Linked DNA regions of Homo sapiens: region 1 is linked to region 2. A link is a loop called in an ENCODE intact Hi-C map of the cell type or tissue named here. Cell type or tissue: Calu3. All regions are shown on one strand. Links, peaks and the distances in the headings refer to the core of each region. The heading gives the core; the rest is flanking DNA.

What was found. Hi-C counts contacts between places; a loop is a spot of excess contacts. Peaks named below come from ENCODE experiments on the same cell type or tissue, not always from the same donor. Only the 100,000 strongest peaks of a DNase experiment are listed, where the experiment ranks them.
Region 1: a loop joins it to region 2, with 5 times the contacts of the local background. A loop is called at or near these places in 15 of 110 quality-filtered maps.

The regions. Positions count from the first base shown.
Region 1 is chr18:44,322,665-44,331,131 of GRCh38, forward strand. It overlaps LINC01478 (long intergenic non-protein coding RNA 1478), which reads right to left. Exons shown (of 5, transcript NR_110792.1): 3 at 3,583-3,818; 4 at 2,488-2,764; 5 at 771-1,940. Among named protein-coding and RNA genes, the nearest start is that of LINC01478, 200 kb to the right of the region's middle. In Calu3, for the core only: CTCF peaks have their summits at 3,409 (motif pointing left) and 3,609; a DNase peak (open chromatin) is centred at 3,417.
Region 2 is chr18:43,784,229-43,792,695 of GRCh38, forward strand. No RefSeq gene overlaps it. Among named protein-coding and RNA genes, the nearest start is that of SYT4, 510 kb to the left of the region's middle. In Calu3, for the core only: no CTCF peak of the experiment used is centred there; a DNase peak (open chromatin) is centred at 3,683.

The sequences.
Region 1 (8,467 bases), core at 93-8,092, 540 kb after region 2:
AAAATGTTAATAGAAATAAAGAGATAAACTTTAGCAAAGGAAAAAAGTGAGAATCAACATGAAAATTTTTAAAATATGAAGAATTAACATCTAGAATTTTCATTGATATTGAGAAATATCAATGAAATGGTCTCAAACTACCAAAACCCAAAGGTCAAGGTTATGTACATGACTTTGGGGCACATTTTACAGGCAGAATAGAACATGGATCAAAATTGGATCAGAATAATGGCTGATCCTAGAAGTCAAAATGATTTGGTTACCAAAATCTAGCAAACAGAAATGATCAGCAATATTCCAACTCTAAAAAGTTTCTTATTGGCAAACCCAATATTAATGTATTAGGAAACAGGGACATGTAGGAAGTAGTCAAATGAGAAATCATTCCAGAAACTCAGATAAGCATCAGGGCATCTGGAGTAGAAACAGGAATTAAGAAAATCTGGGTGCATCAGTTAGAATTAGATTCAGCTTCATAGAATAGATAACTTCAATAAAAAAGTAGTTTAAACATAATAAAAGTTGATCTGTTTCACTTTTTTTTTTTAACAAAAAAGCACAAATATAGGCAATTCAGGACTATTATGAGTAATCCACAAAGTTATCAGTTTATTCTATCTCATCCTCCCTAGGAAAAGACTCTTGTCTTAATGGTTACAAATGACTGCTGGAGCTTCAGCCATCACACAAGCATTTCAGGACATAAGGTAGATAATAAGAACAGAGTTCCTTCTCTATTTAAGGACTCTTCCCAGAAACTACACAAAACATACTCAGTTTCATTTTATTAGACAAAGTGCAGTCATATGGCAACACATTTGCAAGGCAAACTGGGAAATATGCCCAGTTAAACTTAGGGGAAAATGGATATTAGGAGGCAAAGGGCAAACAAATTTAAAATCTGGTTCTGCCATATTCCAGGCTATAATCCCTGCAGCACTGTTTCTCTGAGCATGAATGAGAGTAAAAGGCTGACATTCCTGATAGGATGTCTTTGATAACTTGGGCAATTCCTCCTCAGTCCAATGGTTTATAAACATACCCTGTTAAGCAGAGGGTTAATTTTAGAATATGAGAATCTTAGGACCTACAAGTCAGAGAATGTGTATGAAAGAGAATGATGAGAGGATAGAGAAATATCCAAGTCTGGAGAAAAAGAAGAAAAAGAATTAATAAATGACAAAGATAGAGATGGAGGATAGGAAGGGAGCGAGGGAGGAAAAAGTAGATTCAAAGAATTTAAAAGGATGAGTGAATATGGAAAAGGAAAAAAGCAAGATGAAAAAAAAATGCATGTACCACTTTGCCTGTGAAGTATTGCTGCCTTCAGCTCATTCTCTGTCACTATCCACATGGCTGGGAATATTATTCCGTTATAGGCAATGCATGAGTTTACATAGACATAAAATAATTTAAAATGAAAATGACCATGGAAGTTTTGTGATTCATTTGGAAGAGAAATTTCAAGCATTTCATTTCTTATGAAAAAGAACACTGCAGCTCCCCAGTCTTATGACAGATATCTTTGTGTGCTGGGTCTGACCTGGCAGTCAAGCAGGACAATCTAAAATATACAGTGAGAGGGAAGAAAATGAAAGAAAGAATAAAGGAAATGGAGCAATTACATTTTTATCTCATGTAAAATCTGCAATAATCGCTGTAATCTAAAAGCTTTTAGGTCTAAGTTTTGTTTGATGGCTGGATTTGCACTGACACTTGTAGAGAAACGAGAAGTAATACATCCTCCTTCCTGGTACTGGTTGGATGCAGAATAAAACTCCCAGGCAATTTTGGCACTTCTGGTGTTCAGGCCGTGAGTAAATTACTTGCAACATCTTAGACCATTAGAATGATTACAGCAGACTGTAATACACAGTAATAGAAGGCCTAGGGCTGTAAAATTCCTTGATAATGTTTAGTTATGTGCCACTCTGTAGTACCTAGAAATAATTAAGAGAGTTAGTGAGAAAGGACAACTAGTAGTTGGATAGCTATCTCCAATTCAATGAATCAGAGACAGGGTGGATTTCAACAACTGTAACTGTTCTTAAGACTTTCTATTATGAAACTACCAAGAAAAAGATCACAACCTTCTTTTCTTGGTATTTTCCTTAGAAGGGTCTAAATGAGATGTTTAAATACAATTCCTCTTCAGATCCTAACTAAACCAAGCATTCTGGATGTGGCAGAAATAAAGAAAAGAGCCCTTAAACTCTTTATTGAATGCTTTACATTCAATAAAGGGCTTAAGGCCCAGTGGTAAGCTTTGAGAATACACAGTCAGTGAGATGGACTGGGCATCCATGCAAAGTGCTTGAAGTCCTATACCTTGACTTATACCCATGTATTAATATATGGATGGAAAGAACATGAATATGTGGCTCTATGGTCAGGAAATCAAGGGAAATTTGTGGGGAACTGGAAGTCACTGTCATTGAAAATCTGAAGGGAATGGAAACCCGGATATCTCCTGAATCTAAAACCTACCAAGGCAAAAGTTTTGGGAGGTGCTTTTATCATTACTCCATCTACTCTCCTGGAAACTGGAATCTCTGTTCAGTCTAGATGGCAAGGGCTGGTCCAGATTTGAAAATGATATCTTGGACTTAGTTGAGGTTATCTGCAGTCATTTTCACTATGTTTCATTCAGCAAGTAATGCAAATGATATCGTCTCAATCCAGGATATTGCTGGGCCAGTGGATGGCTGCCAGTGCTATCCTTCCGCTTGTAGAGGAAAGCCCAATGTTTCAAGACCTCTTCAACCTGCAGTGAGGAAGGAATGCACCAGTTCAGAGCAAAAGGTGGGCTCATTTCCATCCATACAGTTTTAGGATAGGGCAAAGGGCAGAGAATAGGCACCTCAGCCTAGATCATCTATATCTGACATCCAGGTTCTGGATTCATAACTTCTTGTTAAGCCAGTTTACCTCACCTAGTATTTTTTCTTTTTTGAAAATCAGGAATCAAAGTTTCAGTGTGTCAGATTTGGTCCTGGCTTTCTACAATGTACTCCTAGGCTGAAGTCATAAGAAGGGATCATCTCTAATTTTTATCCAATTTCTAACAATTCCAAGTTCATAAGAAGGGATCATGTTTTATTCTCAACCAATTTCTAACAATTCCAAGTGATATATATACGGGCATTGTCTCTTCAAAATGATATTAGCATATTCATTTCTGTATTCTAAAATATTAAAATGTAAAAATAACACATATATAACAGGTGACATTATGAATGTTAATGCTAACCCTCCCACTGCCAAAAATCTACCTTTAAAACTAACATCATACAGGAACATTCTGTTTTATATATATTCCCTCAGCCGAATCTTGTGCAGACAGTGCTTCAGTTGCAAGCAGATCCTGAAACAATTGTGAATCTGGATGCATTTCATGCTTTACCCCTAAGTTTACTTGTATTTGTGCTGCCCCCTGTAGGCGAGTTTTCAAGCACTGACAGTTGGTTAAACTCACTAAAAACCTCACTGTTAAGGATCTCAAGCAACTTGTGGGGATTATCATTACAAATCTCAGGTTGAAAATTGATCAATAACATTACCACTTGGAACCATAGCACTTACAGTATGACCATGTGATTCTTCCACCTCAGCCTGACAATATCATATTCTCCAGAGAAATAAGAGGCTGCCAAAGATTTCACCTTCTGCAATTTTGTCATAGCAATCTTCTCCTGTCTCTGTTTCCTATTTTGTGTTTTGTGGTTTCTCTGAAATTCCCCCTTACTCCACATCTTTCGACTCCTGATTTCTTATCATTGTTGTGACAACAGCTTGCATTTGTATAATGTCTCTTTCTTCTGCAAAACAGAAAACACAGAAATTATGTGTAAATCTCCAAGAATTCTTGCAACATCATCCATCTGATATGGGGGCAATGAAGAAAAAAAAAAAACAGAAAAACTGAAATTATTTGCTCAAGATGGTGCCATAAGAAGCATTCGCTCCCAGAGCCCAAAAGATGTGTGGTGAATAGGAGGCAAACCCTTGCACAGGGGCTCAGGGGGCCAGGTTCCTATATTGCCCCATTAACTATTTAATCTCTCAGAGCTAATTTCCCTTAAGTAAAAAAAGACAAATTCTCATCTGCCCACCATATACCAATATGGATAAAGGTAATAACTATGTAGAAAAAAGGTTTGCAAACCTTTGAGTGATATAAATATGAGCTATTACTGTTTGTAAATATTGCACCCAAGAATTAAAGATGATTTAAGTTTTTCCATGTTGTATGTAAAATCTAAGAGCATCTGCAACAGTTGTCCTTCAGAGAAAGGCAAAAAAAAAAAAAAGCCGTCGTCTTTTTCACATGTATCCATTTCGTTAAATAATTAATTCAAATCATACATATTCCTTTATACACCAATCCAGTTACGCTTTCAAAAAACTTTGATCACTTCTATCAATTTGTCCTCGTGATATATTTCCTTTGGAAATTTACAAACACACAATGCACAATGTATTTTTCTCTCAGCAGTTTGTTCTGAAAGGCTACTCAAGATTTTAACCATTTTATCTCTTTTATTTATAAGTGTGTCCCGTTACCATATACAGTCACATGTTGCTTAATGATAGCATACATTCTGAGAAATGCATTTTTACAGAATTTTATTATTTCACAAACATCATGGAGGATATTTACAGAAACCTAGAGGGTGTGGTCTATTGCTCCTAAGCTACAAACCTATACAGCATGTTACTGTACTAAATATTGTAGGTAATTATAACACAATGATAAATATTTGTGTAACTAAACAGGAAAGGTAGGACAAAGATATGGTCAAAACAATGTTTAAATGGCACAACTGGATAGGACACTTACCATAAATGGAGCTTGCAGGACTGGACGTTGATCTGGATGAGTCAATGAGGGAGAGGTGAGTGAATGTGAAGCCCTGGATATTATTGGAGACTAATATAGACTTTATAAACACTGTACATCGAGGCTACACTAAATTTATTTTTAAAATAAAGTAATTATGCTATGATGTCACTAGGCAATAGAACTTTTTCAGCTCTATTACAATCTTATAGGGCCACTGTTGTCATCTATGAGGTCTATCATTTAACAAAACATTGTTTTGTGGTGCATGACCATATTATCAAAAAGCCAAGTTAATAAAAGACAAAAATACAAAGATCTGCACATGTTGAGTAGAATAAACAAGGGGACACATTGTATGGCATTTTCTTGACTGCTCTGGCTAGGAGGGGCTTGCAGAGATGCCAACCAATTTCTTCCTTTTACAGGAGTCTGTAGAAACGGAATTATTGGGAATGTGAAGATGGTACAAAAATCTTGGGATTTTTCTAATCGAAGCATGTGTAGCTCTATTCAGAAATGTTCTACTTTGTACTTTGATATTTTCTCCCTCCCTAATCACACCCACACAAATGAAGCCTATCATCATAGGCTTGATTGAACCTGCATCATATATTTTTGAGAAAATATTTTGGAAATGGTGACAATTTCATACAATCACCTAGATGTTTGTATCTATAGAAATCTGAAGCACTGTCTGAAGGAAAAACAAAGATAACCAGATGACTTCCTTGTTTATTATCATGTAATCAGCTATTTTATAATAATCATAATTTTTTCCTTAGTCTCCTTTCAATAATTTATTGAGGAAAAATGCCTATAACAAGCCCCAAATTGCTCCCAGCTCCCCAAATAATATCACAGCTTCTATCTCAAAAATTACATAAGAGAATGATTATCAAAAAATTAAAATTTGACATTAAATGGCCCTAAGGGCAATAGATACTACTTAAAGAGATTTTTAAAAATATATTAGTACATGGAAGTAAAGCTTTAAAATTACTTGATATACTCAAAAGGGATATTATAATAGTTAGTGCCCCAAATGAAAATGAAAGAATATGAATCTAGGTCTATGTCTTTATTTTAAAAAATAATAGTTTATAAGCTGATTGAAATAAGTATGGATGTATCTGTCCACAGTCCATGTGAAATCAAGTTCTAATAAAATGTTGCAGAAAACAATACTTGTTACAAGCTCAAGGGAAAGCAAACTCAGCAAACATGAAGAAAAGTTCTGGCATACTATTATGTTGGTGCAAAAGTAATTGCAGTTTTTAAAATTTGCCATTAAAATGGCAAAATCACAATTACTTTTGCACCAACCTATTAGGTAGGTTACACAGATGCTGTTACCATCAGCACTGTAATAGAATCCAAGCTGATCTGTTCTTTTGTTTCTTTTTTCTGGGAGTTGGATGGGGGTAGAATGGAAACAGTCAATGAACATGGCCATAACATTAGAGTGATGCCTTTTAATATGAATATAGCTATACTTCTGTTTATGTCCCACCCTGTTGGTGAATGAATCAAAGCCTGTCCCATTCTGGAGGCAGTGATACATTAAACTCTTACATTAATCAACTTTCTTTCAAAAGAAAATTATTTATTCAACATGTATTTACTTAACCATGTGCCAGGTATTCCACTGACTACTGGGTAAACAAGTCCATAGTATTGAAAAATAAATGCAGTTTCTGCAACCAAGGAGTTCACATCTTTACATCAAGCCAGATTCAAACCTCAGTAATTTACCATGATTGAAATGTGCATGCATGGTACTGGTACCAAAACAGAGATATAGACCAATGGAACAGAACAGAGCCCTCAGAAATAATGCCGCATATCTACAACCTCTGATCTTTGATAAACCTGACAAAAACAAGAAATGGGGTAAAGGATTCCCTATTTAATAAATGGTGCTGGGAAAACTGCCTAGCCATATGTAGAAAGCTGAAACTGGATCCCTTCCTTACACCTTATACAAAAATTAATTCAAGATGGATTAAAGACTTAAACGTTAGACCTAAAACCATAAAAACCCTAAAAGAAAACATAGGCAATACCATTCAGGACATAGGCATGGGCAAGGACTTCATGTCTAAAACACCAAAAGCAATGGCAACAAAAGCCAAAATTGACAAGTGGGGTCTAATTAAACTAAAGAGCTTCTGCACAGCAAAAGAAACTACCAGCAGAGTGAACAGGCAACATACAGAATGGGAGAAAATGTTTGCAATCTACTCATCTGACAAAGGGCTAGTATCCAGAATCTACAATGAACTCAAACAAATTTACAAGAAAAAAACAACCCCATCAAAAAGTGGGCAAAGGATATGAACAGACACTACTCAAAAGAAGACATTTATGCAGCCAAAAGACACATGAAAAAATGCTCATCATCACTGGCCATCTGAGAAATGCAAATCAAAACCACAATGAGATACCATCTCACACCAGTTAGAATGGCAATCATTAAAAAGTCAGGAAACAACAGGTGCTGGAGAGGATGTGGAGAAATAGGAACACTTTTACACTGTTGGTGGGACTGTAAACTAGTTCAACCATTGTGGAAGTCAGTGTGGCGATTCCTCAGGGATCTAGAACTAGAAATACCATTTGACCCAGCCATCCCATTACTGGGTATATAACCAAAGGATTATAAATCATGCTGCCATAAAGACACATGCACACGTATGTTTATTGTGGCACTATTCACAGTAGCAAAGACTTGGAACCAACCCAAATGTCCAACAATGATAGACTGGATTAAGAAAATGTGGCACATATACACCATGGAATACTATGCAGCCATAAAAAATGATGAGTTCACATCCTTTGTAGGGAGGGACATGGATGAAGCTGGAAACCATCATTCTCAGCAAACTATCTCAAGGACAAAAAACCAAACACCACATGTTCTTACTCATAGGTGGGAATTGAACAATGAGAACACATGGACACAGGAAGGGGAACATCACACACCAGGGCCTGTTGTGGGGTGGGGGGAGGGAGGAGGGATAGCATTAGGAGATATACCTAATGTTAAATGACGAGTTAATAGGTGCAGCATACCAACATGGCACATGTATACATATGTAACTAACCTGCACGTTGTTCACATGTACCCTAAAACTTAAAGTATAATAAAAAAAGAAAAAGAAACACAAAATACAAACAAACAAAATGTGAAAGGAAAAAAAATGTGCAATGGGTATCAGGAAACATATATCAGTTCTTTTATTTTAAGCTGCTATATATTATTATTGTAGTTACTACTTTAATTGTTAGCTTCAGGGGTACATGTGTAGGTTTGTCATATAGGCAAATTGCATGTCACAGGGGTTTGGCATACAGATTATTTCATCATCCAGGTAATAAGCATAGTTTCTCATAAATAGTTTTTAGATCCTCTCTCTTCCCATGCTCTACCCTTAAGTATGCCTCAGAGTCTATTGTGTTTCCTGTTTGTATCCATGTGTACTCAATGTTTAGCTTCCACTTATAAGTGAGAACAGGTGGTATTTTGTTTTCTGTTTCTTTTAGTTAGCTTAGAATAATAGCCTCCAGCTGCATCCATGTTGTTGCAAAGGACATGATCTCATTGTTAATGGCTGCGTAATATTC
Region 2 (8,467 bases), core at 363-8,362:
GGAATAGCTACACTTACTTGCAATGTTGGCGTCAGTACCCAAATTAACTAACCTTAAATGCAAGACTTAGCAGCAGGTATTATCCATGTTGAACCACAGAGTTGTGGTTATAGGATGATCTATCCAGGTTGAAAAAGAATTCTGGCCAGCAGTTTGAAGAAGTGAAAAACAAGATTAGGCACAGAGGCAGAGGGTGGTGGGGCCACAGGGCGGGGAAGGATTCCAATCCATGAGACTGCAGAAGGGGAAGTGAGCAGCCTCTACCCATACAGACTAGGGTCTCATGGATGCCACTGGAGAGCATTCCAGTCTCACTGGATATTGGTAGTTCACTAACTTGTGTCAGTCATGATTGTGACCTCTGATATATTGCTATATTTGGTTTTCATTTATACAAAAGCTGCGTCTCTCCTTGATCCCAGTGTTTTGTTGGTCTTTTGTGCATCCAGGAAAGTAAGGCTTGAGGAAAAGAAGAGCTGAATTTACAAGTGTTGTCCACTTGCAGTTATAGCTGCTTAATTAGGAATTGTCACTGAAATCCTCAGCCAGCATTAACCATCAGGTAGGAGATGCAGAGGGGCTATTTGAAAGTTTTCTCCTTCACTGCTGGAAGTGACTCTCTGGTTCCTAGTCAAAATAGACCTAAGGTTAGTTCAAAGCAGCAGTTAGTATAAACCTCTAAATTTGATCCTCAAAATCATATTGATTCTGCAGAATAGATGCAGATGTTAATTCTAGAGATCAATCCCACTGTAGACCCAATACTATTAGCACCTTATAGAAGATTGTCCGAATTAAACACACACACCATATACATATACACACACATACACACACATATATATGTATATACATATACATAAAAAATGAGTCATAGCATCTCTTATATTGGGCAAATGGGCAAAATGACATTTCTAAGCCATCCTCAAAGTAATTAACTTTGTTATTTTCCAAGCCTTTTCCACTCAGCCTATCTATGAAGATCTTTGCTGCAAACATTTTTTACTAGATGCATGCTAGACAACTGATAGGATACAATAGAAGAGCAATTCTTAGCCCACAGAGCTCAAGAGCGTCTTAATCAGTGGATAGTACACTGGCAGTGCTACAGACTGAGATTCCTTTAAAATAGCTGTGCCACAACCTAGACCAGCTGCTGAGTGACAAGGTAGCATGCATACTCCAGAAAGAGAACAAAAGCCAGTTATTCTTGCTATCCAACAAAGTGTGCTTTTACAGTGATTAATCCTTTTTGTTAGTACAAAACTTACAATACCATTTATCTTATATCCCATTTATTCTTCACCACCCATGAGATTTTATGGACATATATAACATTATATCTTTATTTTACAGGTGAGAAAACTATGGTCAGGAGATTAAGAGGTATGCTTTACATTTCACTTTGTAAATCTAAGAATAGAAAATACAACCCACATCCCTTACCTCCTAGATATACTGTCTTCCTATTGAAAGACACTGCTTGCCACGTTGTCTCAATGATGTTGGGATCTAAATTCATTCCTTAGTTACTATGTCAGTTTTTGACCTTTTCTTATCTACCAAATCAATAGCACATAGGAACACATTTTTAAATATTATAATCCTTACATGACAAACCCCTTTTTATAACCCAAAACATTCAACTATTTACCTAAATGTGGTTCATCAGGCTGAATATGGCTTAGAATTCATAGCTTTGTGATCTGTTCTTTCACTCATAAAACATTCTCAGTCTTTTGGACTTAAATATTAATCAACACAGGAAACTCTCCAACAGCAATGCTATGAGCTAGTATATTGGGTTCTAGGTAGGAATGAATAGTGGATGGAAATTTCAATGAGACTTGATTCCTTTACTCGAGGAACTTGCAACCAAGTTAGACTGATATTCATGAACCAACTACGAAACATTTTACAATAAATGTAAAAATGTAAATATAAATAGATAATCTAAGCACTGATAAAATATGAAGTATCAGAATAGTCAAAATGGTATGAGATGAATTAGTACAGGTAATTTCTAAAAACAAATATTTGAGCTGTATTTCAAAGGGCGTTCAAGATTTCGATTTAGAGTATTACATGTATATGCATTTCACACCAATGGAAGAAAAGAAGAAACCATGATTAGCAAATTCTGTGCCCAAATCAATAGAAACTATTTAATAATTATCACCCTAACAGCAAACCAAACAACTCAACTTATACTGAATGACTTTAGTGATTCTTTATATTATTATATAAAATCTTTAAAGTTTACGGAGTAGAATCACATAGGCCTAAGTTCGAATCATGGCTATTCTAACATTTAATGTGTTAAGTAGCTAAAACTATTTGACCTCCTTTATAGTATGTGAATAATTTTACCTACCTATCAAAATAATTTGGTGATAGAAAGATAAAATTGTCTAAGGTATAAGTAAATATTTAAGTATAAAAAAATGTGAGCTTGCTGTCTATAGACACAACCATGTGTAAATCTGTGTGCCTGTGTCTTTATATGCATGTGTGTGCACACAAAGACATTAAATCACATAAATATTTATTACTGGACTGTAGTGTATGTGAAATACTGAGCATAGGGCCTGTCATTATGGCTCTATGCTATCATCTGAATATATGTAATACTATTGTCTGTTGGAAATAGGGATAAGACTTTTTGTTCCTTTTATATAAAGTGCTTACAATGCCAGACTGAAATTTAATTGAATTTTGCAAACTTCCAACTTTTTGAACATGTGCCATCATTAGATAATACTAGACACATGGTATATTAACTAATGTTCTAATTTGCCTCATGGCAAGTGCCTTCTCTGAGCTCAAAGTCTATATTTTTATTTTAAAATATTTTATATCACGTGACATATACCCTAGTTGCTCTCATTTTCCACTGACTTATTTCCCGTGAGTTTTCTTCTTAACAAAATTAAAATGTCTATGTCATTTAACTAAGCGCTTTGTAGGGCAAACGACTTGTTTATGTATGCCCTGCTTACAGACATATAGAAGACTTTATAAAAGTGACATTTCTATAAGATTGAATGGATTAATGACTATAACATAAAAGTGAGGGTGCTTGGTCTTGGTTCAAAAGAAGATCTTGTGCAGATTTCAGTCACCTCCCTTTTGTCATATCACCACAGACTTCTAGGAGTCTAAGATATCTTGCTAAAAATTGGTGGAATTTGAAAGTTTTGTGCCATTGAAAGAGAGGTGGAGTACACTGGGTGAATTGGATGGGGCTGTACATGTCTAGGTGTATTAGGGTTCTCAAAAGGGATAGAACTAATAGGATATAAGTATAAATGACAGGGAGAGTTGACTTAAGTTTATTAGGAGAATTGACTCACCTATCACGAGGTGAAGTCCCACAGTAGGTCATCCACAAGCTGAGGAACTAGGAAGCCAGCCCCCAAACTTCAAAAGTAGGGAAGCCAACAGTGCAGCCTTCAGTCTGTGGTAGTAGGCCCGAGAGTCCCTGGCAAATCACTGGTGTAAGTCCAAGAAACCAAAAGCTGGAGAACTTGGAGTCTGAAGTTTGAGGGCAGGAAGCATCCTGCACAGGAGAAAGATGAAGGCCAGAAGACTCAGCAAGTCTGCTCTTTCCAACTTCTTCTGCCTGCTTTATTCTAGCTGCACTGGCAGCTGATTAGACAGTGCCCACACAGACTGAGGGTGAACCTGCCCCTCCCAGTCCACTGACTCAGATGGAAATCTCCTTTGGCAGCACCCTCACAGACACACCCAGGAACAATATTTTGCATTCTTCAATCCAATCAAGTTGACACTCAATATTAACCATCACACTAGGGTTACAGACTGCCATCACTTCTCCAGGATAGCCAATTGGACTTGACCAATTCAAATAAGAAATACAAACCCTGTCTCAAATAGCTTATTAACTTTAGAAGTATATTCATTGATATTTATAAAGATGAGAAATTATTTCAGATGTGAGATTGAGACTCAGTGCTAAAGGTGATCAGAGATGAGGAGGATTAATTCAGACTCAGTACCAACACAATTGAATTAGACATAAAAAAGTGATTAGAATTCTGAGGCATAGGCCGGGCGCGGTGGCTCACGCCTGTAATCCCAGCACTTTGGGAGGCCGAGGCGGGCGGATCACGAGGTCAGGAGATCGAGACCATCCTGGCTAACACAGTGAAACCCCGTCTCTACTAAAAAACACAAAAAAATTAGCTGGGCGTGGTGGCGGGCGCCTGTAGTCCCAGCTACGCGGGAGGCTGAGGCAGGAGAATGGCGTGAACCCGGGAGGCGGAGCTTGTAGTGAGCCGAGATCGCGCCACTGCACTCCAGCCTGGGCGACAGAGCGAGACTCCGTCTCAAAAAAAAAAAAAAAAAAAAAGAATTCTGAGGCATATTTCCAAGGATATTTACTGGTAAAGTTAGGGCTGTAGAATATAGTATATAAAAGAAATGACATTTTAAAAAGTCAGTGATATAAGAAAACATAATTTTTTGTTGATTTTTCAATATTAGTTGGAGTAGAAACTTTATTTGGTCAGGGGAGTACAAAATGTATGGTTGGAAAGGTGCTGTGCTGGAGGAATACTTTGATGCATTTTGAATGACACACTGAGTTTTATTACCTAATTTTACATTCATTCAATATATAGATTTTAAGTGTTTACTCTGTGCCAGGCAATCTACTCAGGACATTTTGGTAAATAATTTGGGTTCATTTATATACACAAATTACTTGCTTAAAAATAACAAAGAAAGTTTTTGTTTGATTGTGCATTTATTTTTTAATTAATCCATGTTTAGTTGAGAAGCTAAGTAGAGGTTTCCTCATAATACAAAATTGAGCAGAATAATTTGGGGCACTCATAAAAGGCAGTAGGTGGCCATCCATGTCTGTTCATTCCCTGCTTCAAAGCCTGAATAAACAGCAGAGTCATAGTCTACAGGTCTTTCCTGTTCTTCATGTGACATATTTCTCCTTTGCTATAAAGGTTAAAAGGGCTGTATCAAGGCAAGATTCTCTGAAACATTTTAAAAGGCATTTGGTGTCTACTGAGAACTTGTCAAAAAATTGAAAAAGAAATCATATCTAAGTATCAGAGCTCTGGAAAACCCATGCACTACCATATCTACACTGAAACTACCTCTAGAAACTGCCATTGTAACTCCACACTTGATGGCAGTATTCTGCAGCAAATCTGGGGGAAATGCTCAGACAACCGCTCAGCCTGGATTCAGATTTATTGGGAAGCCTGGATCCATTTGTGCACATTATTCTTATTGAGAGTCGTCAATGCTTTATCAAACTCTAGGCATGTCTTTTAAATGACCATGAAAGTAAAAAGACAGTGAAAAGTGGGAGCCAAGCCTTAATGCAGTTGTAATAATTTTCATCCCTAAATCTGAGATCCCAAATTATCAAACCACAGAAAGAACACAGTTAGCATGCAGGATACAAAGAAATGATGGTGATGGCAGAATCTCCCTTTGGCTCTTGGGTCACTGTTCTTGTTTATGTTCCTTAGCTAAACTGGCAGAAGGAGGGCAAGGAATGAGAGATTACGGATTACTTTGGATTATCTTTCCATCTTTGTAAATATGTCATTGTAGAAATACAAATCTTTTAGGATACCAGGGTTTGCAAGGAGAAAAATATAATTTGATGATAGAAAGATAAAATTGTATAAGGTATATTCAAATATTTAAGTATAAATAAATGTGAGCTTGCTGTCTATAGACATAGCCATGTGTAAATCTGTGTGTCTGTGTCTGTGTATGCATGTGTACATGCACAAAGACATTAATTTAACTCACCCGGATATTTATTTCTGGATATAATTGCTGGAACTATATCACACAAGCTTCTAAATTTCTATCCCAAATGCTGTTCAGGAATTTAGATAATTAAATATATGTAGTATATTCTGCATCAGAGAAGCAGAATCAATGGCACACTTTCTAGTTTAAAACTTGTACCTATTCATAGTTTTGGCATTTGTTAGTTTCAGAAGAAATTGTCGCTTATCAAATTGATTCAGTGTTTCACTCGGATGTATAAAGTCTTTAAATTTGGCTGCTATTATTAGACAAACCATAGTCTCAGCTAGGCACTGTTTCTGAGGTACAAAAAAGACTACAAAGAAGTCCATGCAAGACAAAGTAACATGCTGACTTCCCAAAGAAGTTGTATGTATCAAATTAACTTGATACATATAACTCTCAGTCTTTTTAGGAACTATAGTCATGTAGCAATAATGGGATTGGCCCCTTTACACCAGCCATCTTTGATTTCTTCTGGAGATGCTCTCAATCGTCAGCTAATCATCTGGTTCTTGTAGTCCACTGTTCTCACAGGAAACCAGATGAAAGCATATGGAGCAAAAGGATAACTACTCCTGAGCCTAGAATTTAAAAAATAGTAACACTGATGGCTAACATCTGGGTAAGAACTTGTATGTTCCAAAGCATATTTACTAGTCTCTGTCTCTCTCTCTTTTTCTTGCAATAGCTTTGTAGAAAAAAAAAAATAGCTGTCTTTATTATAATTGTTGATGGGTAAATGAAAATATAAGGAACTAATTACTTTGCCTTGTTGATGGGAAATGAAAATATAAATAAATAATTAATTTGCTTAAACAAAGATTGAGAAACTAGTAAAAGCGAAGGTCAGAATTTTAATGTCAGTGTCCTGATATTTTGAGCAGTATTCTTTAAACATCACAGTCATGATCTGGCCGAATGCGTAGAAATTCAACATATCCACCAAACGCAGAAACACATCATAAAATGTATGAATCTATATCTACAAAAAAAGTGTCCCCTTATAATGGCAGTGTATGGGCCAAGGGAAAGATTCCCTCTGCCCTCTGAAGAGTCCCTGAAAATGAACTGACAATAGACAAATTAATTAGAGAAGAGGCATACAGATTTATTTAATCTGCACAGCATGGGGGAATTACAAGATTACCTATTAACTCAATGGACTACAGATGCATATATACCCTTATTCATGGTGGAGGAGATGGAAAATTTAGACAATCCTTTTGAGGGGGTGGTAGATGATTATGAGGGAGAATGAATGAACTTGGAGATCAAAATTATATGGTTATGGAATTTAAATGATCCCAAGAGGCAGACATTATCTTGTGAAAAACTTCATCCAGATGTGGTTTCATTCTTTAGTCTTCTTTTCCATGATAGATAATGAAATATCAGGAAGGAGAGGGAAGGTAATTTTGTTCTCTTTGGTGGGTCCAGTCTTAAGGTAGATAAGGGAATAGCAGAGAAGAGCCTTTTCCAAAATCTGCTGACTTTCAAGAGCCTGTAATTTAAAATAATTAGCATACCAGGGTGCCATATTTTGGGATAAAATTCTCTGGAATTCTTCAGCAGTATTCCTAGGGCTGGTTTGACTTAATTTCACTTACATCTAGCTTGATTTCAGAGCCTAGTGTCTATTAAAAAAATGGATCCACAAGTCATAAAACTGCCTGCAAAGTTTGTATGGTCCTATTTTAAATACATCAAATCAGACAAAATTAAAGAAAATTTATAGTTCTTATTTATATCTGTGATGTTCCACATGACAATATCATTCCAGGATATACTTTTATCTGAAATATCCTATTCAACTGTAGACACGGAGAAGCAGAAGACTTTACTTGTGCACTAAATATAACTAAATTACTATCTAGCAGTTTATAGCACTGAATTGTTTCAAGACATTGTTTTCTATTTATTTTATCTAAGTACACTGATGAATTATTATAGTTCTGATTTTCTAACTAAGGAATGTGAAATCTAATGATTTACCAAGATCTTAGACCTAATTTGTGGCAGAGCCAGGGCTAGAATCCCTAATCTCATTCTGAGTCCCAGCCTAACTCCAAAGTCCTTGAGAGGTTCTCTCACTATACCTACCAAACTAAGGGGTCTTACTGTTACTTTTCCAGTCAGAATAGTCTGACCGAATACTAACATAGGGACTTCACCATCAGCTGGTGCTGTGAAAGCTAAGCTTTTATTCTGATGGTGGGTGTGGAAGGTAGAATGGTGAGGAAAACCAAGAAATTTTGTTTTAGGAGTTTCTTTCTCATCCATTCATTATCAAAAGATGAGCAATGTTTATTGGCCATAAACTGTGTGCCACTCTGTGCTTGTCTTATACAATTCAAAGAAAATAAGACAAGTCATTTGCTTTTATTCTCCATATGTTCCAAAAATCTTCATGGTTTCTGCCTTCATGTTCAGAGCCCTCTGATTCTTTCTACCATAGGTCTTTCTCAAAATCATACATAAACATACAGAAATTAATTTATAATAAGTTGTTTCAGACATAAATATGGAGATCTTTTGGGACAAAGACTGCTTCCAGAAACTAAACATGGAAGCAATTCAAGGTTTTATCTGTTTCAACAGCAGTCCCACATATACCAAACAAAATCAAAGCAATCAAAAACATTGAAAATTTCCACAC